Linked DNA regions of Homo sapiens: region 2 is linked to region 1. A link is an interaction called in ENCODE POLR2A ChIA-PET data of the cell type or tissue named here. Cell type or tissue: OCI-LY7. All regions are shown on one strand. Links, peaks and the distances in the headings refer to the core of each region. The heading gives the core; the rest is flanking DNA. Region 1 overlaps PUM1 (pumilio RNA binding family member 1). Region 2 overlaps NKAIN1 (sodium/potassium transporting ATPase interacting 1).

Evidence for each region. Peaks named below come from ENCODE experiments on the same cell type or tissue, not always from the same donor. Only the 100,000 strongest peaks of a DNase experiment are listed, where the experiment ranks them.
Region 2: POLR2A ChIA-PET joins it to region 1 with 5 read pairs; 2 of 35 experiments call an interaction of 5 or more read pairs at or near these places.

The regions. Positions count from the first base shown.
Region 1 is chr1:31,041,864-31,057,835 of GRCh38, reverse strand. The region is part of intron 2 of PUM1 (pumilio RNA binding family member 1); the gene reads left to right. It also overlaps the pseudogene LOC107985097. Among named protein-coding and RNA genes, the nearest start is that of PUM1, 16 kb to the left of the region's middle. RefSeq lists an enhancer at 859-1,359. In OCI-LY7, for the core only: no CTCF peak of the experiment used is centred there; no DNase peak of the experiment used is centred there; H3K27ac peaks cover 446 bases.
Region 2 is chr1:31,189,641-31,205,612 of GRCh38, reverse strand. All of the region lies in intron 1 of NKAIN1 (sodium/potassium transporting ATPase interacting 1), which reads left to right. Among named protein-coding and RNA genes, the nearest start is that of NKAIN1, 42 kb to the left of the region's middle. RefSeq lists an enhancer at 6,619-7,119. In OCI-LY7, for the core only: no CTCF peak of the experiment used is centred there; no DNase peak of the experiment used is centred there.

The DNA of each region.
Region 1 (15,972 bases), core at 4,535-9,534:
TTACTTCAGAAAAAATCAGGTACAAACATACCTGCAAGTCTGATTTTATTATACTTCCTCTGATCCCCCCAAAAGTGAACCATAGTTGTTTTTTTTTTTTTTTTTTTTTTTGAGATGGAGTCTCGCTCTGTCGCCCAGGCTGGAGTGCAGTGGCACAATCTCGGCTCACTGCAACCTCCCCCTCCCAGGTTTAAGCAATTCTCCTGCCTTACCTTCCCGAGTAGCTGGGATTACAGGCACCCACCTCCATACCTGGCTAATTTTTGTATTTTTAGCAGAGAGAGGGTTTCACCATGTTGGCCGGGCTGGTCTTGAACTCCTGACCTCATGTGATCCACCTGCCTCAGCCTCCCAAAGTGCTGGGATTACGGGTGTGAGCCACCATGCCCAGCCCTTTTTTTTTTTTCTTTTTCTTTTTTTTTTTTTTTTTGAGACAAGGTCTGGCTCTGTCATCCAGGCTGGAGTGTGGTGATATGATGATATTGGCTCACTGCAACCACGGTCTCCCTGGTTCAAGCGATCCTCCCACCTCAGTCTCCTGAGTAGCTGGGACTACAGGTTTGCAACACTACACCCGGCTACTTTTGTATTTTTTGTAGAGACGGGGTTTTGCCATGTTGGCCAGGCTCTACTTTGAGCCCAGGCTCACAGTGATCCACCTGCCTTGGACTCCCAGAGTGCTGGGATTGCAAGTGTGAGCTACTGCATCTGACCAGTTCTTTACTATAGTCGAAACAAAGACAGGCTGGGTGCAGTGGCTCATGCCTGTAATCCCAGCACTTTGGGAGGCCGAGGTGGGTGGATCACCTGAGGTAAGGAGTTTGAGACCAGCCTGACCAACATGGTGAAACCCTGTCTCTACTAAAAATGCAGAAATTAGCCAGGCGTGGTGGCGCATGCTTGTAATCCCAGCTACTTGGAAGGCTGAGGCAGGAGAGTCACTTGAACCTGGGACAGGGAGTTTGCAGTGAGCTGAGATCTTGCCATTGCACTCCAGCCTAGGCAATGGGTGAAACTCCATCTCAAAAAATAAAGTAAAAAATTAGCTGGGCGTGGGGGCACATGCCTGTGTTTCCAGCTGCTTGGGAGCCTGAGGTGGAAGGATTGCTTGAGCGTGGGTGGCAGAAGTTGCAGTGAACAGAGATCATGCCACTGCACTTCAGCCTGGGCAACAGAGTGGGACCCTGTCTCAAAAAAAAAAAAAAAAAAAAAAAAAAAAAAAAAAAGAAAAGAAAAGGAAGGTTTTCAGCTGTAAGGCTGAAAGAAGGCTCACCCCTGCAATCTCAACACTTTGGGAGGTCAAGGCAGGTGGATCACCTGAGGTCAGGAGTTCAAGACCAGCCTGGCCAACATGGTGAAACCCCGTCTCTACTAATAATACAAAAAAATTAGCCTGGCATGGTGGTGCACACCTGTAATCCCAGCTCCTCGGGAGGCTGAGGCAGGAGAATCGCTTGAACCCGGGAGGTGGAGGTTGCAGTGAGCAGAGATCACACCATTGCACTCCAGCCTGAGTGACAAGAGCGAAACTCTGTCTCCAAAAAAAGAAAAAAGAAAGATTTTCTCTTTCTTTGGGATGAAGATATGCACAGAATTTGGTGATTGAATTAGAAATCTTATATCCTGGAAAGATGAAGTAATGGAGGAAAAGTACAGAGTGCCTCTGGTTTGGGACACAGTGATTACATTTGATAGGACACCTGTTGAGTTTGAGGTAGAAGCAGAATATCTGGGTGTATACTGTAGGCAGCTCTACCTGTAGCAGGAAATCAAGGTAGGAGGTATTTGATTTGGGTGGCATCTGTGTAGTGGGGCAAAAACAAACCCTGTAATCTCTGTACTATTTGGCTAAATGTTATTCAAAAATCATAAACATTGGTTTTTTAAAATCTGTAATAAAGATCTATAAGATCTTTTGTTGTGTTTCCTAATGATAGACTGATGGGTGGAAGCTGAAAGGAGAGTCAAGGTGCCTGGCAGGTTCTTTGCTAGGTGAGCAAATCAAACTCTAGGTCAGTCCTTGGCAGAGCTCTAAGATCTGATTATTGCTGTGCAAGTTAAGAAGCGTTTATTGAAGGCTTACTCAGGCCTCTGTCTTACACTGAGCCCTATCATAAGGAATCACATCTGACTTACTGAGCAGTTTTATCCAGGTCAGTTAGCAAACTTGAGTTAATAATAGTAAATGGCAAAACCTGTTTCCCACTCAGGTGGCCTAAACCAGTGACCTTGGAATTGGCATTCATCATTACAACACAATTCTTTGGGCTGGACGCATGAAATAATGAACAACGTTGGGGAACTCAGGGTAGTTGGTATATTGCAGTTGTGGACCACCCACAGGTTACTTTTCTGTAGTCATTATAGTGTATTGTACTGGTTTTAGTGTTGTTCTCACCTTCTGGACTGAACTATTCTAGATCAGAGACTTGTGTTTTTCATGCCCCTTTTCCAGGAGGTATTATGAAACTTTCGTGTTGATTGAATGAGGGAAGACGAGAGGTTCTTCAGTTTTGCGCTCAGGTAAAGGAGTGGGTCTTACAGCTCAGTCATCCTGCTGGGAAACACATGGCAACAGGTAGAGGCCACTTGATAGGCAGCTGTGCTAAGGGTAGCATAATTGAAGAGCAAAGGGGCACATCTCTAGGTGGAGAATCTCTGCCCTTATTAGCCACTGTTACGGATAGGAGGTGTAAGAGGGTGCCTGATCTGTCATGTGGGTCAGAGTGAAAAAGAGGTTGAGAACCACTGATGATAACGGAAATATTTATATGTTCTAGGCATTGGGCTATTGTATTTCCTATATATAATCCTTACAGCAATCCTATGAAGGAGATAAATACCCTTTTTTGAAAAGTGAGAAACTGAGGCTTTGTTACCAGGTAATACCTGGTTTTTGAAATCAGTCTTTGATTCCAGTGTCCACGTTCTAGATCTGTTTCTGCTTCCCTAGGCAAGATAAACCAGACAAAACTGTGCAACCAAGTGGCACATTACAGGGCCAAAGAATTGTTTTGCCATAATTTTGCTTGAAATTTAGAGACTGTAAACTTAATAATGAGATGAATACAAATGTTGACCATTCTCCTATAATTGCAGGAGTACTTGCCCCCAACTCCCAAAAGCAGTAATGGTAAAGTCCATTTTTCTTCAGTTCTGTTTTTTATTACATATGTGTTCTAAGTGGTAATGTGGATGGAAAATTATCTCTGTAGAGACAGAATGACTCAATATAAAGTGATCCTATTGCCAGCTCATTCTACCCTACCACTGGGCCTTTTTTTTTTTTTTTTTTTTTTTAGTGGCCCTTTGGCATAATGGAACAAAGTTTGAGATCGAATTGGCAGGATGCTTTCACTAGTGAACTAGCGAAGTAAAGAATATCACAGGCTGTGATGCCAGTAGCATTGGAGGGAGGGGAACTCTTTGTCATGCCAGGTACTTTATTTCTCTCGTAATTACTCCCATTTAAGAGCAATTGCTTTTACACTTTTTTCTTTTTATTTATTGAGACAGGGTTTCACTCCTGTTGCCGAGGCTGGAGTGCAATGGGCACCATCTAGGCTCACTGCAACCTCTGCCTCCTCGGCTCAAGCGATTCTTCTGCCTTAGCCTCCCTATCCTGGGACCACAGGCACACGTCACAACACCTAGCTCATCTTTGTATTTTTTGTAGAGGTGGAGTTTTGCCATGCTCAGGCTGGTCTCAAACTCCTTTTTTTTTTTTTTTTTTTTTTTTTTTGAAATAAAGTCTTGCTCTGTAGTCCAGGCTGGAGTGCAGTGACGCGATCTCAGCTCACTGCAACCTCCGCCTCCTGGGTTCAAGTGATTCTCCTGCCTCAGTCTCCCCAGTAGCTGGGACTACAAGTGTGCACCACCACGCCCGGCTAATTTTGTATTTTTAGTAGAAACAAGGTTTCACCATGTTGGCCAGGCTAGTCTCGAACTCCTAACCTCAGGTGATCCACCTGCCTCGGCCTCCCAAAGTGCTGGGATTATAGGCATGAGCCACCGTTCCTGGGCCACTTGTATACTTACATTAAAAAGTTTTTCATTTTTTGGCTGGACGCAGTGGCTCACACCTGTAATCGCAGCACTTTGGGAGGCTGAGGAGGGTGGATAGTTTGAGCCCCCAGGAGTTCGAGAGCAGCCTGGACAACATGGTGAGATCATGTCTCTACAAAATATACAGAAATTAGCCAGGCATGGTGGCGCTGTGCCTGTGGTCCCAGCTACTTGGAGGGCTGAGGTAGGAGGATCACTTGAGCCCAGGAGACGTAGGTTGCAGTGAGCCGAGATTGTGCCACTGCACTCCATTTTGGGTGACAGAGTTGAGACCCTGTCTCAAAAAAAAAAAAAGGCCTCCCAAAGTGCTGGGATTACAGGCGTGAGCCACTGCGCCCGGCAGAGAGCCCTCATTTTTGGGCCAAACTGAGGTCTTCGGAGGGAAGTGAGGGAAAGAAGTCTCATGAAAAAAATTTTTTTTTTTTTTTTGCCTGTAAAATTATACCCATAGTATACAATTAAGATAATGTGGACTGGGCGTGGTGGCTCACGCCTGTACTCCCAGCACTTTGGGAGGCTGAGGCAGGTGGATCACGAGGTCAGGCGTTTGAGACCAGCCAACATGGTGAAACCCTGTCTCTACTAAAAATACAAAAATTAGCCAGGTGTGGTGGCACGTGCCTGTAATCCCAGCTACTCAGGAGAGGCAGGAAAATCGCTTGAATCGGGGGCAGAGGTTGCAGTGAGCCGAGATCCCGCCACTGCATTCCAGCCTGGGTGACAGAGGGAGACTCTGTCTCAAAAAAAAAAAAAGATGATGGATATTGGGCCAGGCGTGGTGGCTTATGCCTGTAATCCCAGCACTTTTGGAGGCCGAGGTGGGCGGATCAGTTGAGGCCAGGAGTTCGAGACTAACCTGGGCAACATGATGAAACCCCGTGTCTACTAAAAATACAAAAATCAGCCGGGCGTCGTGGCGCGTTACTGTAATTCCAGCTGCTCGAGAGGCTGAGGCATGAGAATTGCTCTAACCCGGGAAGCAGGGCAGAGGTTGCAGTGAGCTGAGATCGCACAACTGCACTCCAGCCTGGGCGACAGAGCAAGGCTCTGTCTCAAAAAAAAAAAAAAAAGATAATGGATATGGAGCAAAATACTAGAAAATAAAGCTGGGTACATTGGCTCCTGCCTCTAATCCCAGATACTCAGGAGGCTGGGTCAGGAGGGTTGCTTGAGGCCAGGAGTTTGAGACCAGCCTGGGCAATATAGTGAGACACTGTATCTACAATAAAAAGGAAAAAAATTAGCTGGGCATGGTGGCATATGCCTGTAGTCCTACTCAAGGGAGGATCACTTGAGCCCAGGGAGTTCAGGCACTCCAGCCTGTGTGACAGTGAGATCCTGTCTCTTTGAAAAGAAAAAAAAAATGAAAAAAAGGAAATTTAAAAAACAAATACTAGGAAACACTAGACACATCTTCCCACCCAAATGAGTTATGTATTTGAAAATGTTACTCATTTTGGGCTGGGCACGGTGGCTCATGTCTGTAATCCCAGCACTTTGGGAGGCCGAGGCAGGCGGATCACGAGATCAGGAGATCGAGACCATCCTGGCTAACACGGTGAAACCCTGTCTCTACTAAAAATATGAAAAATTAGCCGGGTGTGGTGGTGGGCGCCTGTAGTCCCAGCTACTCGGGAGTCTGAGGCAGGAGAATGGCATGAACCCGGGAGGTGGAGCTTGCAGTGAGCCAAGATCGCACCACTGCCCTCCAGCCTGGGCGACAGAGCAAGACTCCGTCTCCAAAGAAAAAAAAAAGTTACTTATTTTGACAGTAATTTTTATACCTTTAGATTTTTTTCTTTCCTGAATAACATTGAAAATTTCATTACTAAAAGCCTAAGGTCAAGTCTTTGACTTGAGAGTGTTTTATTCTTGTATTGTGAAATCTGTTTTCTCTGTAAACTGCTGTGGGATAGATAAACTGGTTGATGAAATAGGGCAAAAAAATTAAAGTCGATTGGTTGAACTGTAGCCTCTGTACTGGATTATGAGGGACAGAGGTAGAAGCTTTGCCCTGGGGGAAGGGAAATTTGGAGGACAGTTCCACAGAGCTTACCCACTTTGCTTGCACTCTTTTAGCACTAGGATATATCAGTATCCATCATAGATTGACAGCCTATAGGAGATAATTCCAGAGAACCAGGCAAAAAAAAAAAATCAGTGGGTGAGGCCAGGTGCAGTGGCTCATACCTATAATCCCAGCACTTTGGGAGGCCAAGGCAGGCGGATCACCTGAGGTCAGGAGTTGGAGACCAGCCTGACCAACATGGAGAAACCCCATCTCTACAAAAAATACAAAATTAGTGGGGCGTGGTGGCGCACGCCTGTAATCCCAGCTACTTGGGTGGCTGAGGCAGGAGAATTGCTTGAACCTGGGAGGCAGAGTTTGCGGTGAGCCGAGATTGTGCCATTGCACTCCACTCTGGGCAACAAGAGCGAAATGCCGTCTCAAAAAAAAAAAAAAAAAATTCAGTGGATGAATATATTTTGACTCCACTTGTACCTTCTTTTTCTTTCACTTGGTGTGGCCATCTTAACAATGATATTCTGATACCCACCCCTGACATGTCAACCAGTCTTACTCTTCAGTGCTGTTAGTCTTTTTTTTTTTGAAGGGTTTTAAAAATTTTATTTTTATTATGTATTAAAAAAGAGCTATCATGGTTTCTTTCATTGGGGTGGATGCCTTGGATAATCCATTCAAGGAAGATCACTTCGTCCAACTTAATGCAGCCCAATTTAATGAAACCCATTTTCTTCGCTTACTGACAGAAACACTGGTGGGGCATATTGAGGCCGTAATTTGGATCAGATCTTGCTGGTCTGAGCATACGCAACAAGAGAGAGAACCCTGGCTGAATTTTTGCGAGTGGCTCCAGTAGAGCTGCTGGTGACCCATCTTGCTCTCAGGAGTGCAGTGAGACAAAAGGAAAGAGCTCCAGTTAATTTTTATACCTTGTAATTAACAGGGACTACTATGTTAAACTGGGAGGGAGCCCAAGTATTTCCCAAACTGGGGAGTCTTGACATTCCCTAGAAATGTCTTTCTGTTGTACCTGCTGATGGACTCTCTTAGACAATGAATCTTGTCTACCTGGGTAGATTGCCTTAGCATTTGTGCTAGTAGCATTTGGTTAACATGTTAAAGCTGAATAATCCATCTTTCATATTTTGTTTCTCTTACACATGTACTCTTAGAGCCTTTTCATTATGCTCAGAATTCACAAGGCTTAACATTATGTGCTTGGTCAAAGGAATCATCAGCAGGCCTTCTTCAACTATAACTTTTTCTTTTTTTTGAGACAGAGTCTCACTTTGTCACCCACTGGCACTATCTAGGCTCACTGAAACCTCTGCCTCCTTTGTACAAGCAATCTGGTGCCTCAGCCTCCTGAGTAGCTGGGATTACAGGGGTGTACCACCATGCCTGGCTAATTTTTGTATTTTTAGTAGAGACAGGGTTTCACAATGTTGTCCAGGCTGGTTTTAAACTCCTGGTCTCAAGCAGTCCTCGCACCTTGGCCTCCCAAAGTACTGAGATTAAAAGTGTGAGCCACGTACCTGGCCTGACTATAATTTTAACCTAGCCTGATTATAACTTTAAGAATTACCTTGTTCCAGTGTAAACAAAAGAAGTTCGGCTGGTTGCAATTGGCTCACGCCTGTAATCCCAGCACTTTGGGAGGCTGAGGTGGGCGGATCACCTGAGGTCAGGAGTTTGAGACCAGCCTGGCCAACATGGTGAAACCCCGTCTCTACTAAAAAATACAAAAATTAGCCAGGTGTGTTGGCGGGTGCCTGTGGTCCCAGCTACTTGGGAGGCTGAGGCAGGAGAATCACTTGAACCTGGGAGGCGGAGATTGCAGTGAGCTGAGATTGCACCACTGCACTCCAGCTTGGGCGACAGAGCAAGACTCTGTCTCAAAAAAAAAAAAAAAAAAAAAAAAGGAAGTTCAGTCAGATGCTCTTCTCTAATGCTGAATGGTACTTGATTATATATGCCTCTGAAATGGCAACTTGTAGAGATATTTATGATGTATCTTTACCTTGTTTAATTTTAGAAGGTTTTTTAAATTTAATTTTATTTTTTTGAGATGGAGTTTCATCCTTTCACCTAGGCTGGAGAGAAGTGGCAGGATCTCAGATCACTGCAACCTCTTCCTCCTGGGTTCAAGCAGTTCTCCTGCTTCAGCCTCCCAAGCAGTTGGGATTATACGTGTCCACTACCATGCCTGGCTAATTTTTTTTTTTTTTTGAGACGGAATCTTGCTCTGTTGCCCAGGCTGGAGTGCAATGGCGCGATCTTGGCTCACTGCAACCTCTGCCTCCTGGGTTCAAGCACTTCTTGTGCCTTAACTTCCTGAGTAGCTGGGATTACCGGCACATGCTACCATGCCCGGCTACTTTTTCTGTTTTTAGTAGAGACAGGGTTTCACCATGTTGGCCAGGCTGGTCTCGAACTCCTGACCTCAAGTGATCCACCTGCCTCAGCCTCCCAGAGTGCTGGGATTATAGGCATGAGCCACCGCCCCCAGCCAATTTTTGTAGTTTTTTGTTTTTTATTTTTTCAGACAGAGTTTCGCTGTCACCCAGACTGGAGTGCAGTGGCACAATCTCGGCTCACTGCAACCTCCTCCTCCCAGGTTCAGGTGATTCTCCTGCCTCAGCCTCCTGAGTAGCTGGGATTATAGGCATGTGCCATCATGCCAGCTCATTTTTGTATTTTTAGTAGAGACGGGGTTTTGCCATATTGGCCAGGCTGGTCTTGAGCTCCTGACCTCAGGTGATCTACCCGCCTCAGCCTCCCAAAGTACTAGGATTACAGGCGTGAGCCACTGCGCCCGGCCTCAAAAGGTTTTTGATGTGAAATTAGTAAAATTGTATGATAGGTGGTAGTGAGATGTGACTATGGGAATAAAAGGTCATGATAGGAAAATAAATTGGAGTAAAGTTAGAAATATGCACCAGAATAATGGGTTATAGAATTTACCCTGATGGGCCGGGCATGGTGGCTCAAGCCTGTAATCGCAGCACTTTGGGAGGCCGAGGCAGGCGGATCATGAGGTCAGGAGATTGAGACTGTCCTGGCTAACACAGTGAAACCCCGTCTCTACTAAAAATACAAAAAATTAGCTGGGCATGGTGGCACGCGCCTGTAGTCCCAGCTACTTGGGAGGCTGAGGCAGGAGAATTGCTTGAACTTGGGAGGCGGAGGTTGCAGTGAGCCGAGATCGCACCATTGCACTCCAGCCTGGGCGACAGAGCGAGACTCCATCTCAAAAAAAAAATAAAAAAAATAAAAATAAAAAGAAAAAAGAAAAAAGAATTTACCTTGATGGTCCTGGTGGCTAAAGAAAAGAGGAAAGCATAATGATTCCTGAGATTCTTACTTAGAGGAAAAAACAGCAGTTAGGGAGAGTTGTGTTTGGAATTTCAGTTATAGATGTGGTTGAAGTGCTTTGTAAACTGTAAAGTAATAAGATTTTTTTTATTTCTTTTTTTTATTTTTTATTTTATTTTATTTTATTGTTTTTGAGACAGTCTCGTTCTGTTGCCCAGGCTGGAGTGCAGTGGCGCGATATCAGCTCACTGCAAGCTCTGCCTCCTGGGTTCATGTCATTCTCCTGCCTCAGCCTCCCGAGTAGCTGGGACTATAGGCGCCCGCCACCAAGCCCAGCTAATTTTTGTATTTTTAGTAGAGATGGGGTTTCACTGTATCAGCCAGGAGGGTCTCGATCTCCTGACCTCATGATCCACCCGCCTCGGCCTCCCAAAGTGCTGGTATTACAGGCGTGAGCCACTGTGTCCGGCCTTTTAAAAAGTTTTTTAGCGGAGTCTCACTCTTGTTGCCCAGGCTGTATAGTGCAGTGGTGCGATCTCGGCTCACTGCAATCTCCACCTCCTGGGTTCAAGCCATTCCAATGCCTCAGCCTCCCCAGTAGCTGGGATTACAGGCATGTGCCAACATGCCCAGCTAATTTTTGTACTTTTAGTAGAGATGGGGTTTCACCGTGTTGGCCAGGATGTCTCGAACACGTGACCTCAGGTGATCCACCCACCTCCACCTCCCAGAGTGCTGGGATTACAGGAATGAGCCACCATGCCCAGCCAGTGGGATGTTATTACTTGTTTTTCATGACACCTTTCTGTATTTTCAGAAGACACACATGTCTTTTGTGCATGTGTCCATTTTCTCTCAGGCAACAGCATTTGCTGAATACTCTGCAGGCTAAGCCTGAGTACAAAATTAGGTTTCTGGGTGTGTGGAAAGAATACTTTAACAATTAGAATCTATCTAGTTATTCACTCTTGTGAAAGGACTTAAACATTCATACAGGATGAAAGAACTGACAACATAGTGCCAGGAGAGAAGTCAGTGCTGAAGTGCTGAGGATAGGGTAAATCATCTTTTTTTTTTCTTTTCCTTTTGAGAGATTTCTGATCTCCTCTTTGTTTTTTACATTCAGTTTCTTTGACTTCTGGATATTGTAAAGAGCCATAATAGCACTGTGGCTTCAGCTCAGTGTGTAGTTGTTGGCTGCCCTGGCATTTTGCTCCTTGCTGTGAATGTACTCTTTTTTTGAGATTGGGTCTCTATCTGTCGCCTAGGCTGGAGTGCAATGGTGCAATCTCGGCTTACCACAGCTTCCACCTCCCGGGTTCAAGTGAGTCCTGCCACAGCCTCCTGAGTAGCTGGGACTAGGGGTGTGCACCACCATGCCTGGCTAATTTTTGTATTTTTAGTAGAGATGAGGTTTCACTATGTTGGCCAGGCTGATTTTTGAACTCCTGACCTTATGATCCACCCGCCTTGGCCTTCCAAAGTGCTGAGATTACAGGCGTGAGCCACTGTGCATAGCCTGCTGTGAATATAATCTTACACCTCCATGTAAGAAGTGGTGGGGTCAGTGATTGGCAATAGGTTGGGTAAGTTTAATACTTGGGAATTTGGTTAAAGAACTTGGCCCTGAATGGTGTAAATGTGTTGGTACTTGCAGTTGGGCCTTGTGTGGTGGCTCATGCCTGTAATCCCAGCACTTTGGGAGACGGAGGTGGGTGGATCACGAGGTTAGGAGTTCGAGACCAGACTGACCAACATGCTGTGTGTGGTGGCAGGTGCCTGTAATCCCAGCTACTTAGGAGGCTGAGGCAGGAGAATCGCTTGAACCCCGGAGGCGGAAGTTACAGTCAGCCAAGATCGCGCCACTGCACTCCAGCCTGAGTGACAGAGCAAGGCTCTGTCTCAAAAAAAAAAAAAACCAAAAAAACAAAAAAAAAAAACCCAAAAACCCCGCTGCAGTTATTAGACTTCTCCAGAGGAATGCGCTTCATGTTTTTTGTGTAATATTTTTTTGAAAACTGTTGATTTTTTTAATTTTGTTTTGAGAGAGAGTTTCACTCTTGTTGCCCAGGTTGGAGTGCAGTGGCACGATTTCGGCTCACCGCAACCTCCACCTCCCGGGTTCAAGCAATTCTCCTGCCTTAGCCTCCCGAGTAGCTGTGATTACAGGCGTGCGCCACCACACCCAGCTAATTTTGTATTTTTAGTAGAGATGGGATTTCTCCTTCTTGGTGAGGCTGGTTTCGACCTCCCGACCTCAGGTGATCTGCCCACCTTGGCCTCCCAAAGTGCTGGGATTACAGGCGTGAGCTACCGCCCCCAGCCCTTTTTTTTTTCTAAATTATTTTGAGACAGAGTCTTACGCTGTTGCCCAGGCTGGAGTGTAGTGGCACGATCTCGGCTCACTGCAATCTCCACCTCCTGGGTTCAAGCGATTCTCCTGCCTCAGGCTCCCGAGTAGCCGGGATTACAAGCATGCACCACCACGTCCAGCTAATTTTTGTATTTTTAGTAGAGACTGGGTTTCGCCATGTTGACCAGGCTGGTCTTGAACTCCTGGCCTCAAGTGATCCACCCGCTTCAGCCTCCCAAAGTGCCAGGATTACAGATGTGAGCCAGTGGGCTCAGCCTGAACTATTGATTTTTGTTGATAGCTTATTAATGGTTTTACTAGATTTAGTAGATGTGGATTTGTCTGTTGCCATTAGTAAGTGCTCTTTTATGGTCCAAGTACCTTTCTTAATATTTTTATGAGTCTCATCAGGAAAACTGTTCTAGGTTTTTGGAAATTGGGGGCCCTAAATATTTTTAAATTCATTTTTATTCATTAATTAATATTATCATCTTGTACAGATGGGGTCTCATGTTGCCCAGGCTTGTCTTGAACTTCTGGCCTCCAGCAGTCCTCCTGCCTTGACCTCCCAAAGTGCTGGTATTACAGGTGTGAGCCATCATGCCTGGCCTGTTAAAGATTTTTTAAAATAGCAGCTTTGGCCAGTGCAGTGGCTCAAGCCTGTAATTCCCAGCACTTTGGGAGGCTGAGGTGGGTGGATCGTCTGAGGCCAGGAGTTCGCGACCTGCCTGGCCAACATGGTGAAACCCTGTCTCTACTGAAAATACAGAAAAAAATTAGCCGGGTGTGGGGGTGGGCGCTTGTAATCACAGCTACTCAAGAGGCCGAGGCAGGAGAATCGCCTGAACCCTGTCGGGGCGGAGGTTACAGTGAACTGAGATCGCACCACTGCACTCCAGCCTAGGTGATGACTTCGTCTCAAAAAAAAAAAAAGCAGCTTTACAGATTTGTAGTTTATCCATTTAAAGTGTATAATTCCAGCTGGGCACGGTGGGTCACTCCTGTAATCCCAGCACTTTGGGAGGCCGAGGCGGGTGGATCACGAGGTCAGGAGATCGAGACCAACATATGAAACCACATCTCTACTAAAAATACAAAAACTAGCTGGGCGTGGTGGCGCATGCCTTTAATCCCAGGTACTCAGGAGGCTGAGGCAAGAGAGTTGTTTGAATCCGGGAGGCGGAGGTTGCAGTAAGCCGAGATCGTGCCATTGCACTCCAGCCTGGGTGACACAGCTATACTCTGTCTCAAACAACAACAACAACAAAAAACAAAACAAAACAATAAAAATTAGCTGGGCTGGAGCCTGAGGCGGAGCTTGCAGTGAGCCGACATCATGCAATTGCACTCCAGCCTGGGGGACAAGAGCAAGACTCCATCTTAAAAAAAATATATAGTTCAGTAGTTTTTAGTTTTTAGTGTATTCATTGTTGTGCATATATCATAATCATTAATTTTAGAATATTTGCATTACCCCAAAAATCCTTTACCCAGCAGCCGTCACTCCCCAGTCTTAGGCAACCACCAGTCCACTTCTGTCTCTTTATTTGCCTATTCTGGACATAAGTGAAGCATGTTTTGTGACTGCCTTCTTTTACTTAGCATAATGTTTTAAGGGTTCATCTATGTTGTATGTAGCATTTATCAGTACATCATTTATTTTTATTTTTTATTTTTTAGATGGAGTCTCGCTGTCGCCCAGGCTGGAGTGCAGTGGCACGATCTCAGCTCACTGCAGGCTCCGCCCCCTGGGGTTCCCGCCATTCTCTTGCCTCAGCCTCCCGAGTAGCTGGGACTACAGGCGCCCGCCACCTCGCCTGGCTAATTTTTTGTATTTTTAGTTGAGACGGGGTTTCACAGTGTTAGCCAGGATGGTCTCGATCTCCTGACCTCGTGATCCACCTGCCTCGGCCTCCCAAAGTGCTGGGATTACAGGTGTGAGCCACTGCGCCCGGCCTTCTTTTTATTTTTGTATAATATTTCATTGTATAGATCTGCCACATTTAATTTATCCATTTATCAGTTGATGGGCCTTTTTTTCTTCTTTTTTGGCTATTATGGATAATGCTGCTATGAACATTTGTGTTCAAGTTTTTTTCTGTAGACATGCTTTCATTTCTCAGGTTTGAGAGTATATAAATTTGTAATGTATAGGTACAAAAATAACAAATTTCTTCACTAGGGGCAGGTGCTCATTAGAAATGGGGGATGGGAGGATTAGTTTATCTACAACTTACACTATGGATTTGGAATTTTTCCAAGCCACACATTTTACTGGGGCTAATGACTACTTTCTTTTCTCTCTGAAGGAAGTATTTGGAGGCTAACACTGTAAATAAACTTGTTTACAAACCCGGGAAGAGGAGTGCTTAAACTGTAGAGAACAGGTGTTTTCAGTGAGCTCCGTAAACTCTTTAGATGCAATGAATATGCAGTTGATTGATCTGCTGGTGACAATTTTTCTTTATTAAAGCAAGTTCCCTAAGAATTTTAACAAGGGGACAGTTCATTAACCTAGTCTTGGTTATTATATGTATTTAAAATCACCAAATTGGGTGTTAATTATTAAGAAATGTTCTCTGTAATCCCAGCAATTTGGGAGGCTGAGGCAGGTGGATCACCTGAGGTCAGGAGTTCAAGACCAGCCTGACCAACATGGTGAAACCCCCATCTCTACAAAAATACAAAAATACAAAAAAAAAAAAATTAGCCGGACATGATGGGGGGGTGCCTATAATCCCAGGTTCTCAGGTGGCTGAGGCAGGAGAATCACTTGAACCCTGGAGGCGGATGTTGTGGTGAGCTGAGATCGCACCATTGCACTCCAACCTGAGCAACAAGAGTGAAACTGTCTCAAAAAAAAAGGAAATGTTCTTTAATTTGTTAGAGTTTATTGAGTCAAATTGCTTCCCCCACCCAGTTGTCCCAAATTAGGGAGATACCACTTTTAAGGGTCAGAAGCCTTGTAAAATACAAAACAATGAAATTAATATGTCGTTCCTTTGGAGAAACTTAGTTTCATAAAGAGAGGAGGGAATTATAAAGATAATTGTTTCTGGCTAGGCGTGGTGGCTCATGCCTGTAATCCCAGCACATGAGGCAAGTGGATCACCTGAGGTCAGGAATTCGAGACCAGCCTAGCCAACATGGAGAAACCCTGTCACTACTGAGAAAAAAAAAGAAAAATCATCTGGTGCATGCCTGTAATGGCTTGACTCTTGGAGGTGGAGTCTGCAGTGAGCCGACGTCGTGCTACTGCACTCCAGCCTGGGCAACAGAGCGAGACCCTGTCTTTTAAGAAAATGGTCTTTAAGTTCAGTGTAGCCCTTAAAAGTGATGTACATGGATTAAGGACTGGAAGAAAGTACTGCAAAGTGTTTATATTTGTATGCATGGAGAGATTACAGGTAGTATGCTTTGCTCTTGTCCATTTTGTATTTTCTGAATTTCAAACAGTTAAAAAAGAAAAAAAGACAAACCTTATACCATCTGTTAAGAGCTTGGTCTGCCATTTTGAGTGAAAGCAGATGGTTTACACATTTCCAGTGGAGTTTAGATGTTAGAAAAGACCTTGGAAATCGAAATTATTTAGCTTTTTTCCCCTGATGAAGTGCTGTCCTTTGCATTAGTTATCTCTCTTTTAATTTTTAAAAAAGTTAGTAGATATGTTGAATATAGGTTGCTGAAATAGGTTGGGTGTATTCAATGAGATCTAGAGGCAATTTTATTTTATTTTATTTTATTTATTTATTTATTTATTTATTTATTTTTGATACAGAGTCTCGCTCTGTTGCCCAGGTTGGAGTGCAGTGGTGCAATCTCGGCTCACTGCAACCTCTGCCTCCTGGATTCAAGCGATTCTCATGCCTCAGCCTCCTGAGTAGCTGGGATTACAGGGATGCACCACCATGCTTGGCTAATTTTTATAGTTTTAGTAGAGACAGGGTTCCAACCATGTTGACCAGGCTGGTCTCGAACTCCTGACCTTAGATGATCCACCTGCCTCGGCCTCCCAAAGTCCTGGGATTACAGGCGTGAGCCACTGGGCCTGGCCTAGAGATGATTTTATTTTAGTATTATTTCCTTTCTGTATCTAGAATTAATAACGAGTAATCATATGCTTTGTCCTGGAAGTGTTCTAATATTTTTACATGATTTGAGCCACTCAGTACTGTATGCACATTTTTATCTTTCTCATTTTTTTTTAAAAAAA
Region 2 (15,972 bases), core at 3,745-8,744, 150 kb before region 1:
TTGTCCGGCTGGGCGTGGTTGCTCACGCCTGTAATCCCAGCACTTTGGGAGACTTAGGCGGGCAGATCACGAGGTCAGCAGTTTGAGACCAGTCTGGCCAACATAGTGAAACCCCATCTCTACTAAAAATACAAAAATTATCTGGGCATGGTGGGGCGTGCCCGTAGTTGTGGCTACTCAGGAGGCTAAAGCAGGAGAACGGCTTGAACCCAGAAGGCAGAAGTTGTGGTAAGCCGAGATTGTGACACTGCACTCCAGCCTAGGCAACAGAGCCAGACTCCGTCTCAAAAAACAAACAAACAAACAAACAAAAAATTAGCTGGGTGTGGTGGCAGGCACCTGTAATCCCAGCTACTCGGGAGGCTGGGGCAGGAGAATTGTGTGAACCCGGGAGACAGAGGTTGCAGTGAGCCGAGATCGAGCCATTGTATTCCAGCCCGGGCGAGACTCCATCTCAAACAAAAAAAAAATTGCTTGTCCAATCCGTGATAATTTATTGAACAGTTACATGCAAAGTCATTCATTCACATTACCTCATTGAATCCTCCCACAAATCCAGGAAGTAGATATTATTGTTCCCATTTTACAGTTGAGGAAACCGAGGCATTAGGAGGTGGCTTTCCCAGATCCTACAACTTGTGAGAGCTGAGACTCACTTCCAGGCCTGCCCGAGTGCAGAGCCTGAGCTGATAATTACCGGGCTCTCCAGCAGCCTCAGTCCCATCCTGGGTAGATGTTACCTCCTGCTTGTTTTCATTCTGGCCTTCCCCCCATCACTTCCATCCCTCTAGCCACTCCTGAAATTCCGAACACTGCCTTAATTAATTCTCTCTACCTAAGTGCCCGCTTCATTAAGGTGCTTTCTGCCATGAGTTTTTGGCTTAATTATGTGGTGTTCTTCATTGTACTTAGTTGGGGAATCTGATTAATCACCATTTTATTTATCCAAATGTTCATTTATCTGCAGCCGGCGTCTCCTGGGAGAGCCTTGTTTTTGCTGAGCTTGCCCTTCCTGGATTGTCTTCCCCTTCACCCCTGTCTTAAGTGCTCCTCTTTGGAGGGCACCTTCTTTCCAGGCCTTGGCTGCCCACTCCAGAGCTTGCCGGGGTCCCGGCATCTGGGAGATGGGACTGGGGATGCCTCAGTAGTTTAGACGTGGGAACATGGGCAGAAGTAGAGTAGGAATTGACAAGAAGATGGGAGTCCTGGGAGAGTGGGACCTCAGGCATGGAGGATTCTGGGCCCTGTCTCAGCTTGCCAAGAAAGGCCTCAGCATCTCCTCCTGGTCTCCCACTTCCAGTCCATCCTCCTCCTGTAGCCAGACAGCACTGCACCCAAAGCACCCAGCTTCCATGTCTCTATGCTCAGACCTTCCCTGCCTCCTAGGGACCAGCAGAATAAAGCCCTGGGTCCAAGGTCCAGCCACATCTCTTCCCCACCCTGCCACCCCTCATTTCATTCATCCAGAGCCACCCCAGGCCTCCAAGCTGTCCATACCCTCTCCATATCATGTGACCAGCTTGTCCCAGTTTGCCCAGGACTTTTGGAACTTGTCCCTGAAAGTGCTGTGCTCTAAGAAACCCCATGGTCTCAGGCACACTGGGACAGTTGGTCATCCTCAGCTCAGGGTCACCCACAGTCTCAGGCAGACTCATGGGGGTGTGCTCATTTGTCGCCATCAGTTTTGTCTTTGAATGTGTTTGTTCACTTATAAAAATATTACTCATAGGCCGAGCGCAGTGGCTCACGCCTGTAATCCCAGCATTTTGGAAGGCCGAGGCGGGCTAATCACTTGAGGTCAGGAGTTCAAGACTAGCCTGGCCAACATAGTGAAACCCCATCTCTACTAAAAATACAGAAATTGGCCAGGCGTGGTGGTGGGTGCCTGTAATCCCAGCTACTCAGGAGGCTGAGGCAGGAGAATTGCTTGAACCTGGGAAGCAGAGGTTGCAGTGAGCCAAGATGGTGCCACTGCACTCCAGCCTGGGTGACAGAGCAAGACTCCGTCTCAAAAAAAAAAAAAAATTACTCCTCGATGTAAAAACCTTGCAGAAATATATCTGGCTGAATCTCAAAGGCCCCCATAATCCCATTCCCTAGAGTTAACAAATTAACAGTTTGATGATTCTTTGTTTTGTTGTTATGCGTGAAAACAGCGTTGTCCTACTCAAGTGGCTCTGCAGCGCCGTTTCAAACGTGGTAGCTTGGCCCTCTTCCCACACTCCATCATAATGGCTGCATTGTGTTGAATCGTGTGGAGGCACTGTCATTGACTGTGACCCCTTCTGAGGGACATCCACAGTGTTTTCATTATTTTTTATTTATTTTATTTTATTTTTTATTTTTTTGAGATGGAATCTCGCTCTGTCACCTAGGCCAGAGTGCAGTGGCGCAATCTCGGCTTACTGCAACCTCTGCCTCCCGGGTGCAAGTGATTCTCCTGCCTCAGCCTCCCGAGTAGCTGGGATTACAGCCACCATGCCTGTCTAATTTTTGTATTTTTTGTAGAGATGGGTTTCACCATGTTGGCCAGGCTGGTCTCGAACTCCTGACCTCAGGAGTCCGCCCACCTTGGCTTCCCAAAGTGCTGGGATTACCCGCGTGAGCCACTGCCCCTGGCCTTTTTTTTTTTTTTTTAAGACGGAATCTCGCTCTGTCACCAGGCTAGAGTGCAGTGGTGTGATCTCAGCTCACTGCAACCTCCACCTCCTGGGTTCAAATGATTCTCTTGCCTCAGCCTCCCGAGTAGCTGGGACTACAGGCGCACACCACCACGCCCAGCTAATTTTTATATTTTTAGTAGAGACAGGATTTCACCATGTTGGCCAGGATGGTCTCAATCTCTTGACCTCGTGATCCGCCCACCTTGGCCTCCCAAAGTGCTGGGATTACAGGGGTGAGCCACTGTGCACAGCCTGATTTTTTTTTTTTTTTTTTTATACAGAGTCTCCTCTGTCGCCCAGGCTGGAGTGCGGTGGCACAATCTCAGCTCACTGCAAGCTCCACCTCCTGGGTTCACACCATTCTCCTGCCTCAGCCTCCTGAGTAGCTGGGACTACAGGTGCCCACCACCACACCCGGCTAGTTTTTTGTGTTTTTAGTAGAGATGGGGTTTCACCGTGTTAGCCAGGATGGTCTCGATCTCCTGACCTCGTGATCCGCCCACCTCGGCCTCCCAAAGTGCTGGGAATACAGAGATGAATGAACCACCCTGCCTGGTCCCCGGCCTGATTTTTTTTTAGACTTCCCCTTGGTAGCACCCTGGGCCGTTTGGCCCAGGATTTATGCAAATTAATGTAGATATATGCTAATTAGATCACTGCCAGGCACTTTGTTCTAATGGAGTTGCCAGCTCAGAGGTGCAGTGGGTTGGATCTGCCCAGAAGGGGCTTGCAGAGCCCCCCAGCTGGGGAAGGGGTGGGGATGGGTCAGTGGTCACTGAGATGAGGGGATGGGGTTACCATGGAGACAGAGGCCAGGAGCCTGCTGCTGCCTCCTGACAAGACCAGGGCTGGCCCAATCAGTCGCATCCTGGGCCTCCCTAGCAGCTCCAAGCTGGTCTCTGAGGGCTAATGATGCAGAAGGTGAGCAGATGCTCCCTGGCTCCCCAGGCCCAGCGGAGGTAGAGGGCTGGGCCGCAGCAGGAGGGCGTGCAGACAGGCAGATGGCAGTCAGGGGATTGGGGGTCCAGGACCTGTCCCGAGGAGGAGGAAGATTACCCCTCCAGGGTGGAAGGCACCTCCAGCAGTGCCATAAGGGGTGAGACTCCCAAATGCTGGGGCATGCAAACAGGCTGGGCGGCCAAATCTCAAAGAGCACCTTGGTAAGAAGTGGTGGAAAAGAGCAAGGGTTTGGCCCCAGACTGGTTGGAGTCAGCCGTTCTGCGTCCCCTTAGGCAAGCCTGCCACTGCTCTGGGCCTCAGTTTCCTCATTTATAAAAAGGGGTAGGATTGGCCGGGCGCGGTGGCTCACGCCTGTAATCCCTGCACTTTGGGAGGCCCAGGAGGGAGGATCACGAGGTCAGGAGATCGAGACCATCCTGGCTAACACGGTGAAACCCTGTCTCTATTAAAAATACAAAAAAAAATTAGCCGGGCATGGTGGCGGGCACCTGTAGTCCCAGCTACTTGGGAGGCTGAGGCAGGAGGATGGCGTGAACCCGGAAAGCAGAGCTTGCAGTGAGCTGAGATAGTGCCACTGCACTCCAGCCTCGGCGACAGAGAGAGACTCCGTCTCAAAAAAAAAAAAAAAATAGGGTAGGATTAAAAGGTGTGACATGAGCATGAGGTTTATAGACAATGAGTGCTCCATAAAGTATCCTAAGGTAGACCCCTTGAGAGAGGTTACTGATCTTCTGGGAGATTTGGTTTGTTTTGTTTCCTAATGGGACAGATGTTACTGGTGTCTGCTCTGAGGAGGGAAAGGGCAAGACTGTCATCCCCAAGAGGACAGGAGCTGGGTGCACTGTATTCACCACTGTGTTCTCGGGATTTAGCACACAAGAGGCACTCGAACTCCTGACCTCGTGATCCACCCGCCTTCGCCTCCCAAATTGCTGGGAGCGTGAGCCTGACCAAGATGGCAAAACCCTGTCTCTACTAAAAATACAAAAATTAGCCAGGCATGGTGGCAGTCACCTGTAATCCCAGCTACTCAGGAGGCTGAGGCAGAGAATTGCTTGAACCAGGGAGGCGGAGGTTGCAGTGAGCTGAGATCGCACCACTGCGCTCCAGCCTGGGCGACAGAGCGAGACTGTCAAAAAAAAAAAGGCACTCGAGAAATGTTTATAAGACGAATACATGTTATGTACTCAGAATACTGTCTAGATCAAATAGGAGATAAATAAATGTGGCCGGGCACAGTGGCTCACACCTGTAATCCCAACACCTTGAGAGGCCAAGGCAGGGGAGGATCACTTGAGCTCAGGAGTTCGAGACCAGCCTGGGAAATATAGTGAGACCCTTGTCTCTACAAAAAAGTTTAAAAAATAGCCAAGTGTGGGTGGCAGCTGCCTGTAGTCCCAACTACTCAGGAGGCTGAGGTGGGAAGATCACTTGATCCCAGGAGGCTGAGGCTGCAGTGAGCCCGGATCATGCCACTGCACTCCAGCATGAACAACAGCAAGACCCTGTCTCAAAAAAAAAAAAAAAAAAAGAGAGAGGAGACTTCTGGTCCAACTTTGTTGTAAGACATTCCGGAACTATAGAAGTGCATATAGTTAAGATTCAAAGTCTCCCCATCTCCCCACTCCCTAGAAATAACATCTCATAACTGTTTATTGTTATGAGATAACTCCCTGGCTTTTGGTCCTGTGTTTACAGTCGCACGCGTTTGGTGCCTTTTAGGGGAGGTGTTTACACGAACGGAATCATGTTGCTCTGCAGCTTGCTTTTTTCACCTAACAGTGATGGCCGTGGCCATTTCCCAGTGGGATCCGGGCTGGGATAGAGAGGCAGCAAGGCTGCAAAAGCCCTGGAAGAAAGACAGGAGAGAGGGGTGTGCGTGCGTGCGTGTGTGTGAATGCGTGTGCGCGCATGTGTTCGTGCGTGCGCGTGCGTGTGTGCACGTGTGCATGTGTGTGTGTGTGCGTGTGTGTGTGCATGTGTGTGCGTGTGTGTGTGTTCGGGGACCAGGGAGGCATCTTCACAGGTCCCTAGGCACAGTGGAGGGGAACCTGGCAGAGAAGCCCCCATCATCAGCTCATCAGCTCCCAGAGGACAGTGGTCTCTGTCTCCAGACGAGCTCTCTGAGGCAGGATACACGCCATGTTGTTCACTGCCATATGTCCAGGGCCCGGCACATTGTAGGTGCTCAAGAAATATTTGCTCAATGAATTGAGTCCTTACTGGGCCCATCTTCTTTGGCAGGGTCAAAGACCACTTGGTCTCTGTGACTGTTCCTTTTAATCTTATGTTGAGTTAAATCTCATTTCAACTCATGCTCAGATGGCAATGACCCCAGATGGACCCCCGGAGATGGGGAGAGGGAGGAGCACCTCCCCTCAGGCACATCACTGCCCCCTCTGCTGTCAGTTTGCTCACCTCCCTAATGAGGGGGTTGGGCCAGCAGATCTCAGGGGTCCTTCCAGCTCTGTTGTCTGCGGCTTTCATCCCACTCCCTCATTTCACAGATGAGGGGTTGAGTCGAGTTTAATTTTGTCAGCTGCCTCAGAAATCCATTGGGAAAAGGGGGGTCTGAGGTTGGGGATGCAACAAAAGCTGTTGCCATATAGTCAGCACCAACTGCGTGCCAGACATCCGGCTGGCTGCGAGCTTTATGGGCACTGTCTGAATCCTCAGGACATTTCACTAATGAGAAAACTGAGGCTCAGAGAGGGGGATAACTTGCCGAAGGTCACACAGTGAGTCGATGAGAACTGGGGCTGGAACTCAGGCCTCCCTGTCCTTAAATGGAGAGCTCGTCCCTCAGTGGACTGAAGTCAGTGAGAGAGACAGAACCAGGCTGGACCAAAGCTTTCTCCAGAAACTTCAAGGGTCCATCCCTCATCTTTCCCCAGACAGGCTGACTTCTGTGTCTAAGGCCTATGGTGACATGGCTGGAATTTTGGCCAGGAAAGTAGTTGACTTGCCAAATTGGCTGGCAAGGGTGGGGCACGAGAGACTTCTGATGGGTTCAATGGCCCTGAGCCTGGGCCCTACGCTACCTTCTCTCCCAGCCAGCTTCCTGGAGCTAGGGTGGGCCCATCTGCATTATTCAGCCCTTGTCCCTCACTCCCCACCTTGTGTGGGCTCCTGGGGTTGGCGTCTAGACAGACAAGAGCATCCTACTGAGAACAGAGGCAGCCCTGACTCGGGGCTGAAGGTTCCTATGGCAACGGCATCCCCCTTCAGCTGGCAGCTACCTGATAAATAAATAATTAGGGGTGGGGGCGGGGAGCGAAGGGCAGGGGGAAGGGCAGCAGGGAGCCTCAGGGAGGCCCCACTCTGGAGAGCAGAAGGGCCAGTTAGGTTTGAAGTAGGGTGGAGGGCAGGGGGGTTGGCATTGCTAGGTGAAAGAAAGTGGACGGAAAAAAGTGGCCAGATATGAGAGATTTGGAAGATCCCAGAGAGCCAGGGCTTGAGGATGGGCTGCGGCGAGTGGGGGACGTGGAACAAGTGGGGAGCATGAGGGAGACTGAAACCTAAAGTTTAGGTTCCTAGCTCAAGCGGCTGGACACATCGTGGGGCCCAAAACACTGGACATGGACCAGGTTTGGGCATATGGAGTTCACAATGAGCTGTTCACTGAGTCATTGGTTAGAATGCAGCTGGGGGCTGCACGTGAGCAGGTAGTCACTGAAGCTTGGGTGGGCATGCGTTTCCTGGGATAAGTGTGGCATGAAGAGGGCCTGGGATGTAGCTTTGGGGCACTCTAATAGTTAGGGGCCTGCTGCTCTAGAATGGGGTAGTAGCCAAGGAAGGTGGAGAATTTGGTTTTAGCACCTGGAGTGTGCCAAGCACTGGTCTCACCACTGAAAATACGGCAGTGAACCACACAAGCAGAAATTCCTGCCCTCACAAAGCTTGCCATCCACTGCAGGAGACAGACCATAACTAAATAGTGTGTAAAAGAGTGTGTTTGCCAATGATAAGCACAGGCCAGCGTGGTGGCACATGCCTGTAGTCCTAGCTACTCAGGAGGCTGAGGTGGGAGGATTGAGCCAAGGAGTTCAAGGCTGCAGTGAGCCGCGATCACACCACTGCACTCCAGCTGGGTGACAAAGCGAAAATCCCATCTCAAAAAAATAAAAATAAAAAGTAAAAAACCACCAGGTGCAGTGGCTCATGCCTGTAATCCCAACACTTTGGGAGGCCACGGTGGGCAGATCACTTGAGGTCAGGAGTTTGAGACCAGCCTGGCCAACATGGTGAAACCCCATCTCTACTAAAAATATAAAAATTAGCTGGGCTTGGTGGCAGGTGCCTGTAATCCCAGCTACTCCAGAGGCTGAGGCAGGAGAATCGCTTGAACCCGGGAGATAGAGGTTGCAGCAAGCCGAGATCGCGCCACTGCACTCCAACCTGGGCGACGAAGCTGGACTCCATCTCAGGGAAAAAAAAAAAAAAAGGCCGGGCACGGTGGCTCATGCCTGTAATCCCAGCACTTTGGGAGGCCAAGGCGGGCAAATCACAAGGTCAGGAGTTTGAGACCAACCTGACCAACATGGTGAAACCCCATCTCTACTAAAAATACAAAAAATTAGGCCAGACGTGGTAGCTCACGCCTGTAATCCCAGCACTTTTGGAGGCTGAGGCGGGCGGATCACGAGGTCAGAAGATCGAGACCATCCTGGCTAACACGATGAAACCCCGTCTCTACTAAAAATACAAAAAATTAGCCGGGCGTGCTGGTGGGTGCCTGTAGTCCCAGCTACTCGGGAGGCTGAGGCAGGAGAATGGCGTGAACCTGGGAGGCAGAGCTTGCAGTGAGCCGAGATTGTGCCACTGCACTCCAGCCTGGGCGGCAGAGTGAGATTCTGTCTCAAAAAGAAAAAAAAAAAAAAAAAAAGTAAAAATCCAATCATAAGCACTGTGGAAAAAATAAAGGAAGGAGGGAGGTAGGGAGTTTTGCAGAAAAATATAATTTTAAATAATACTGACTCTTCTTGCAACCCTATGAGGAAGATACTGTGAATCATACCCATTTTGTTAACCAAGAAACAGGCACAGGAAGGTTAGTGCCGTGCCAAGAGTTGTATAATAACCAGCACACCAGGATTCTGACTCAGGCTTTGCTCCTGACCACTAGGTCATCCTGCCTCTGGGACGGTGCCATGGGGCAAAAGCCAGAAAAGAGTGCTGCTGGCAGGAGAGAGGGCAATTGAGGTCAGGTAAGATGAGGACTGAAATTCATCTGCTGAATTTATTATTTATTTATTTATTTATTTATTTATTTATTTATTTATTTATTTATTTTTGAGATGGAATCTCACTCTGTCGCCCAGGCTGGAGTGCAGTGGTGTGATCTTGGCTCACTGCAACTCCCACCTCCTGGTGGAGGTTGATTCAAGTGATTCTCCTGCCTCAGCCTCCCTAGTAGCTGGAATTACAGTTGCCCACCACCATGCCCGGCTAATTTTTCTATTTTTTTTTTTTTTTTTGAGTAGGAGTCTCACTCTGTTGCCCAGGCTGGAGTGCAGTGGCACGATCTCAGCTCACTGCAGGCTCCGCCTCCTGGGTTCAAGCCATTCTCCTGTCTCAGCCTCCCGAGTAGCTGGGACTACAGGCGCCCGCCACCACGCCTGGCTAATTTTTTGTATTTTTAGTAGAGACAGGGTTTCACCATGTTAGCCAGGATGGTCTCGATCTCCTGACCTCGTGATCCACCCGCCTCGGCCTCCCAAAGTGCTGGGATTACAGGCGTGAGCCACCGCACCCGGCCAATTTTTGTATTTTTAGTAGAGGCGGGGTTTCACCATGTTGGCCAGGCTGGTCTCAAACTCTTGACCTCAAGTGATCCACCCACCTCGGTCTCCCAAAGTGCTGGGATTACAGGCCTGAGCCACATCACCCGGCCTTATCTGCTGAATTTAATGACAAGGAGATCGCCAGTGACCTCAGTAAGAACTGTTTCAGTGGCCAAGCAGAAAGTCACTCTGGCAGATCGAGTGGCAGGGAAGGCCATGGAGACCTTTTATGTAGTTTTGGGGGTGAGAGTGTTGAGATAGATAAGGCTGATATCAGCTGCAAGGTGGTAAGAAGCTTTTTTTTTTTTTTTTTTGAGACAGGTAGGCTATCACAGCTCACTGTAGCCTCAGCCTGCTGGGCTCAAGCAATCCTCCCACCTCAGCCTCTCAAGTAGCTGGGACCACAGACGTGCACCACCACGCCCGGCTGAGTTTTTGTATTTTTTGTAGAGGTGGGGCTTTATGCCATGTTGCCCAGGCTGGTCTCAAACTCCTGAGCTCAAGCAGTCTACCCACCTGGGCCTCTCAAAGTGCTGGGATTACAGGCATGAGCCATTATACCCAGACACTTTTTTTTTCTTTTTTTAATGGGAGAGGCTTTGAGCTTGTTAGGAGCCAGTGAGAAGGATCTGGGGAGAGGGAGAGGCTATGTTTACAAGAGAGAAGGGACTGTGGATGGTGTGGGCTCCTGAGAAGACAGGAGGAGCTGGATCCAGAGTGCAGGTGGCGGGGGCCAGCCGCGGCGGCAGGGCAGGGCAGGGCAAGGCAAGGCAGAAAGAAAGAAAGGCCAGGCGCGGTGGCTTATGCCTGTAATTCCAGCACTTTGGGAGCCTGAGGCAGGTGGATCACCTGAGGTCGAGAGTTCAAGACCAGCCTGGCCAACATGGTGAAACCCCGTCTCCACTAAAAAATACAAAAAATTAAGCCGGGCATGGTGGCGGGTGCCTGTAATTGCAGCTACTGGGAAGGCTGAGGCAGGAGAATAGCTTGAACCCAGGAGGCGGAGGTTGCAAGTGGGCCTAGATCGCACCACTGCACTCCAGCCTGGGCAACAGAGCGAGACTCAAAAAAAAAAAAAAAAAGGAGGAAGGAATATATAGAGAAGAGAGAGAAAGAGAAGAAAGAAAAAAAGAAAGAGTCAGGCGCGGTGGCTCACGCCTGTAATCCCAACACTTTGGGAGGCTGCGGCGGGTGGCTTATGAGGTCAGGAGTTCGAGACAAGCCATGACTAACATGGTGAAACCCCATCTCTACTGAAAATACAAGAATTAGCTGGGCATGGTGGCACTCGCCTGTAATCCCAACTACTTAGGAGGCTGAGACAGGAGAATCGCTTGAACCTGGGAGGCAGAGATTGCGGTGAGCTGAGATCCCGCCACTGCACTCCAGCCTGGGTGACAGAATGGGACTCTGTCTCAAAAAAAAAAAAAAAAAAAAAAGAGAGAGAGAGAGAAAAGGAAGGAAGGAAAAGGAAAGGAAATGAAAAGAAAAAAGAAAGCAGGCCAGGTGCAGGGGCTCACGCCTGTAATCCCAGCACTTTGGGAGGCCGAGGCAGGCAAATCACCTGAGGTCGGGAGTTTGAGACCAGCCTGACCAACATGGAGAAACCCCGTCTCTACTAAAAATACAATAATTGGCAGGGCATGGAGGCACACACCTGTAATCCCAGCTACTCGGGAGGCTGAGGCAGGAGAATCACTTGAACCCGGGAGGCGGAGGTTGCAGTGAGCCGAGATCACGCCATTGCACTCCAGCCTGGGTGACGAGTGAAACTCCAAAAAAAAAAAAAAAAAGGAAGGAAGGAAGGAAAGAAAAAAAAGGAAAGAAAAAGGGAAGGGAAGGGAAAGAAAAAGGAAAAAGAAAGAGCTGGGTCAGGGGAGAACAGAGATCAAAGGCAGAGAGGACTGATGGGCAGGAATGTGGGGCTTCCTCTGTGAGCATTGGCAGGTGAAGACAGAGATGTGAGGCCTGGGTGACATGTTCTCATCTGTCACTCTGGGATTACAGTCAGGGGGCTCATTCTGTGTGGCTGGGATGAGATTTGTATTTTAGAAAAAGTAACTGAGTGGGGTGGTGGCCAGCCTTCCCCTGGCGGGAGATCAGGGAGAAGTCTGTATCCACTGTCCCCAGGAACTTTCACCCCAGCTCACTTAGGAGAGGGATTCAAGAAGCTATCTTGGCTTGGCTTGCAGCTCTCTAGGTAAAAATATCTCCAAACGAAGGAAGGAATTTTTCCCCCAGTGCACATGCATTTGCAATTTATGCAAAGGAGTAGATTGCTGTTGCCTCTGCACAGTTCCTGCCTTCTAAGTAACAAAGACACAGCAAGGCCGGTTATGATTTACAATCACCACAGCCCTCAGATTAGTGTTTCGGAGCTGACGCAACCAGGTGGGAAAGGTATTCCTCTTATTTTGTTCTTATTATTATTTGTTAATTAGCTGCATGTAACTGCTACACAAGCAGAAGTCCTGTAATATTTGACTTGGTGTTTGTTTGTTTGTTTGTTTTGAGACCGAATTTCGCACTTTCACCCAGGCTGGAGTGCAAGGGCACGATCTCAGCTCACTGCAACCTCCACCTCCCGGGTTCAAGTAATTCTCCTGCCTCAGCCTCCTGAGTAGCTGGGATTACAGGTGCGTGCCACCACGCCCAGCTAATTTTTTGTATTTTTAGTAGAGACGAGTTTTCCCCATGTTGGCTAGGCTGATCTCGAACTCCTGACCTCGTGATCCACCCACCTTGGCCTCCCAAAGTGCTGGTATTACAAGTGTGAGCCACTGCACCGGCCTTGACTTGGTTTTCTAATAAAAAATAATAACTTTAAAATTGAGATTGTTGCCGGGCGCGGTGGCTCACGCCTGTAATCCCAGCACTTTGGGAGGCTGAGGCGGGTGGATCACAAAGTCAGGAGATGGAGACCATCCTGGCTAACATGGTGAAAACCCGTCTCTACTAAATGTACAAAAAATTAGCCGGGCGTGGTGGCGGGCGCCTGTAGTCCCAGCTACTTGGGAGGCTGAGGCAGGAGAATGGTGTGAACCTGGAAGACAGAGCTTGCAGTGAGCCGAGATCACGCCACTGCACTCCAGCCTGGGAGACAGAGTGAGACTCCGTCTCAAAAAAATAAAAAAATAAAAAAATAAATAATAAAATAAAATTGAGATTGTTTATAAGACACTGAATCTGATTTTTTTTTTTTTAATAGAGATGGGATCTCACTATGTTGCCAAGGCTAGTCCCAAACTCCTGGCCTCAAGCCATCCTCTGGCCTTGGCCTCCCAAAGTGTTGGGATTACAGGCATGAGTGACTATACCCAGGCTACATCTAAATTTTTTAAAAGATATATTTAGGCCAGGCATGGTGGCTCACGCCTGTAATCCCAGCACTTTGGGAGGCCAAGGTGGGTGGACCACATGAGCCCAGGAGGGTATGAGACTAGGCTGGGCAACAGGGCGAGACCCTGTTCTCTACAAAAAATACAAAAATCCACTGGGCATGGTGGGATGCGCCTGTAGTCCCAGCTACTCGGGAGGCTGAGGCAGGAGAATGGCGTGAACCCCGGAAGTGGAGCTTGCAATGAGCTGATATCACGCCACTGCACTCCAGCCTGGGCGACAGAGCGAGACTCCATCTCAAAAAAAAAAAAATTCATTTAAATCTGCACTCACCATCGGAGGAAGAGACGGCCTTTTCCAGGCCTGGGTCATAGCCCTGAATACCCCGGTTTGTACTGATTTCCTTCCCCTCCTCTACTAAGTGGGTCCTGAGTTCCCAAAGGGCAGGGACCCCAACTTCTTCACTTCTGCATCCCGGAGCTAGCACAAAGCCTGACATAGACTAAACGTTCTGTGAATAAATAAGTGATGAACCCTGGCTGGGTGAGGGCATGTCAGATGTGGGATGGATGGATAAATGGGTCTAGCTGGTTATAGATAAATGAGTGAATGATTGTTGGGTGTGAGGATGAAGGAAGGCCAGAGCCATGCTGAGAATGGGAAGAACAGCCCCCACTCCATGTCAAGTGGAGAGAGCAGCACCTGTGGGCCAGTCAGGGAGGCCTTCCTACCAAAAGAGGGAACTGAGCTACACTGTGAAAACTAAGGAGGACTTGGATAAAGCCAAAGGGAGGCCCAGCGCAGTGGCTTATGTCTGTAATCCCAGCATTTTGGGAGGCCAAGGCAGGAAGATTAATTGAGGCCAGGAGTTCAAGACTACTCAGGGCAACATAGTGAGACCCAATCTCTACAAAATATTTTAAAATTACCCAGATGTGATGGCACATGCCTGTAGTCCCAGCTACTAAGGAGGTGAGGCAGGAGGATGCCTTGAGCCCAGGAATTTGAGGTTACAGTGAGCTGTGATCACCACATTGCACCCCAACCTGGGCAAAAGTGCAAGACTCTTTCTCAAAATAAAATATAAAATAAAAAATAAGGCAAAGGCAAATGAAGGTAGGACTTTAACTGCTGTTACAGCCTCTTGGGGGCAGGAGCTGATGGGAAATACAGGATTGAGCCAGATCCTAGTGGGCCCTCGGTGCCAAACTAAGAAGCTTAGACTGTTAAGCCTTCTATTAATTAGCCACTATGTATCAAGTCTAATTGTCTGTTAGTTTATGTGATATCTCTATATCCCCACAACAACTTCTCAAGAGAGGGATTATCTTCTCTATTTATAGTTGAAGAAATAGATTCAGAGAGGGAAAGTGACTTGCCCTAAGTCACACAGCAGAGCTGGAATTTGAATCTGAGTTTAAATGACTACAAATCTGCTACTGCTTTAAAAAAAAAAAAAAAAAAAAACCTCTCTCTGTTTTCTATCAATAAGGTCACAGAGAACAGAGGGGGTTTGAGTGGGTACCACTTTGGCTGGAGATGATATCACCTCTTAGGTGGATTTTTTTTTTTTTTTTGAGACAGAGTCTTGCTCTGTCACCTAGGCTGGAGTACAGTGGCGCGATCTTGGCTCACTGCAGCCTCTGCCTCCCAGGCTCAAGCAATTCTCCTCCCTCAGCCTCCCAATCTGCTGGGAATACAGGCATGTGCCACCACACCCAGCTAACTTTCGTATTTTCAGTAGAGATGGAGTTTCACCATGTTGGCCAGGCTGGTCTTGAGCTCCTGACCTCAAGTGGTCCGCCGACCTTGGCCTCCCAAAGTGCTGGGATTACAGGCGTGAGCCACTGCGCCCAGCCTTAGGTGGAAATATTTGGCAGGGTGCCTCCTCAGCTGCACCATGAGCCTGGATTGCTCTGTCACAGCCTCCTCCGTCCTCTGATGGAGACCTTCTCCCTTAGGGCCAGGTAACAGCTGAGTCAAGAACATCAAGCTGGACCCCAGAACACCAAGGCTCCCAAGGCCAGGCAGAGTCAGGGTGGAAGGAGGAAGAGTGGAGTGGAGGAAGTGTGGGATAGGAGCAGCAGACAGAGACCGTGGCAGAGGCCCCTGGACAAGCCTGGGGAGTTTCTCCCCCAAGGCCAGCAGCTGATGGAAGTCAAGGCTGGAAGGGCCCTTGGAGATTACCTAGTCCAGTGACTTCCATGCATGGAAGAGGAGCCCCAAACCCAGCGGGGAAAGTGGGCTGCCCAAAGTCACCCAGGAGTCAGAGGCAGACTTCCCACCACAATTTACACCTCTTGACTCCCTTACCAGTGCCAAGATGGGAAAAGGTGGTGCCAAGATGGGACAGGTGGCTGAGAAAGGCCTATTCTGCCACCAACCTGCTGTGTGACCTTGGACAAGTCACTTCCCCTCTCTGAGCCTCATGTTCTCTTTCCTCAAAATGAAATAATGATTCCAGCTCTGCCTTTCTGCCAAGGAGCATCCAGTGAGAGATGAGCTTTACAATCTGCACATCCCTGGGAGGGGAGTCACCGACAAGAGGCAGGCTGGTGCCAAGTGGGTAAATGCCAAGGTTGGGCCTGGCACCACCAGGCTTCCCTCACCACCTTACCCAAGCCTGCAGCTTCCTTGGTCTCTGCCCAAGCCTTGCCATCTGTGTGGTAGCATCAGCTCCACCTCCTCCTGCCTCCCTGCCTGGAAAAAGGCTTCTTATATCTTCTCACTTTATCTGAATATTCCCTCCCCCTCCCCAGCCAGACCCTCTTCTCTCCTCTTCTGTTGTAGTTAGGACTCTTTGTTGCAAATGACAAAAATCAGCAGGACAAGGAGGGAGAACCAGCTTTAGGCATGGCTGTATTCAGAGGCCTGAAAGATGGCTCAGGACATTCCCTTGTGTGTTCAGTCTTCCTCCCACACACACTCTCTCTGTACCTTAGCTATGGCTTTCTCCTCAGGCGGGCCATCCACCTGAGGTGGCCAAGGCAGCCACCAACAGCTCCAAGCTCACACCACACCCATTCAGGTATCCTGGCAGGATAGCAGCTCTGTTCTGATTGTTCCAGCAAATATCTAGGGTGATTCTCAGGGGCAGAGCATGGGGTGAGCGCCTATCCCTAAATTCATCATTGTCTTTGATTATTTGGCTAGACTTGGCTTACCTGCCCACCCCAGAAACTAGAAATGAGTCAGCCCCACTCAAGCCATGTGGACAGAGTGGTAGG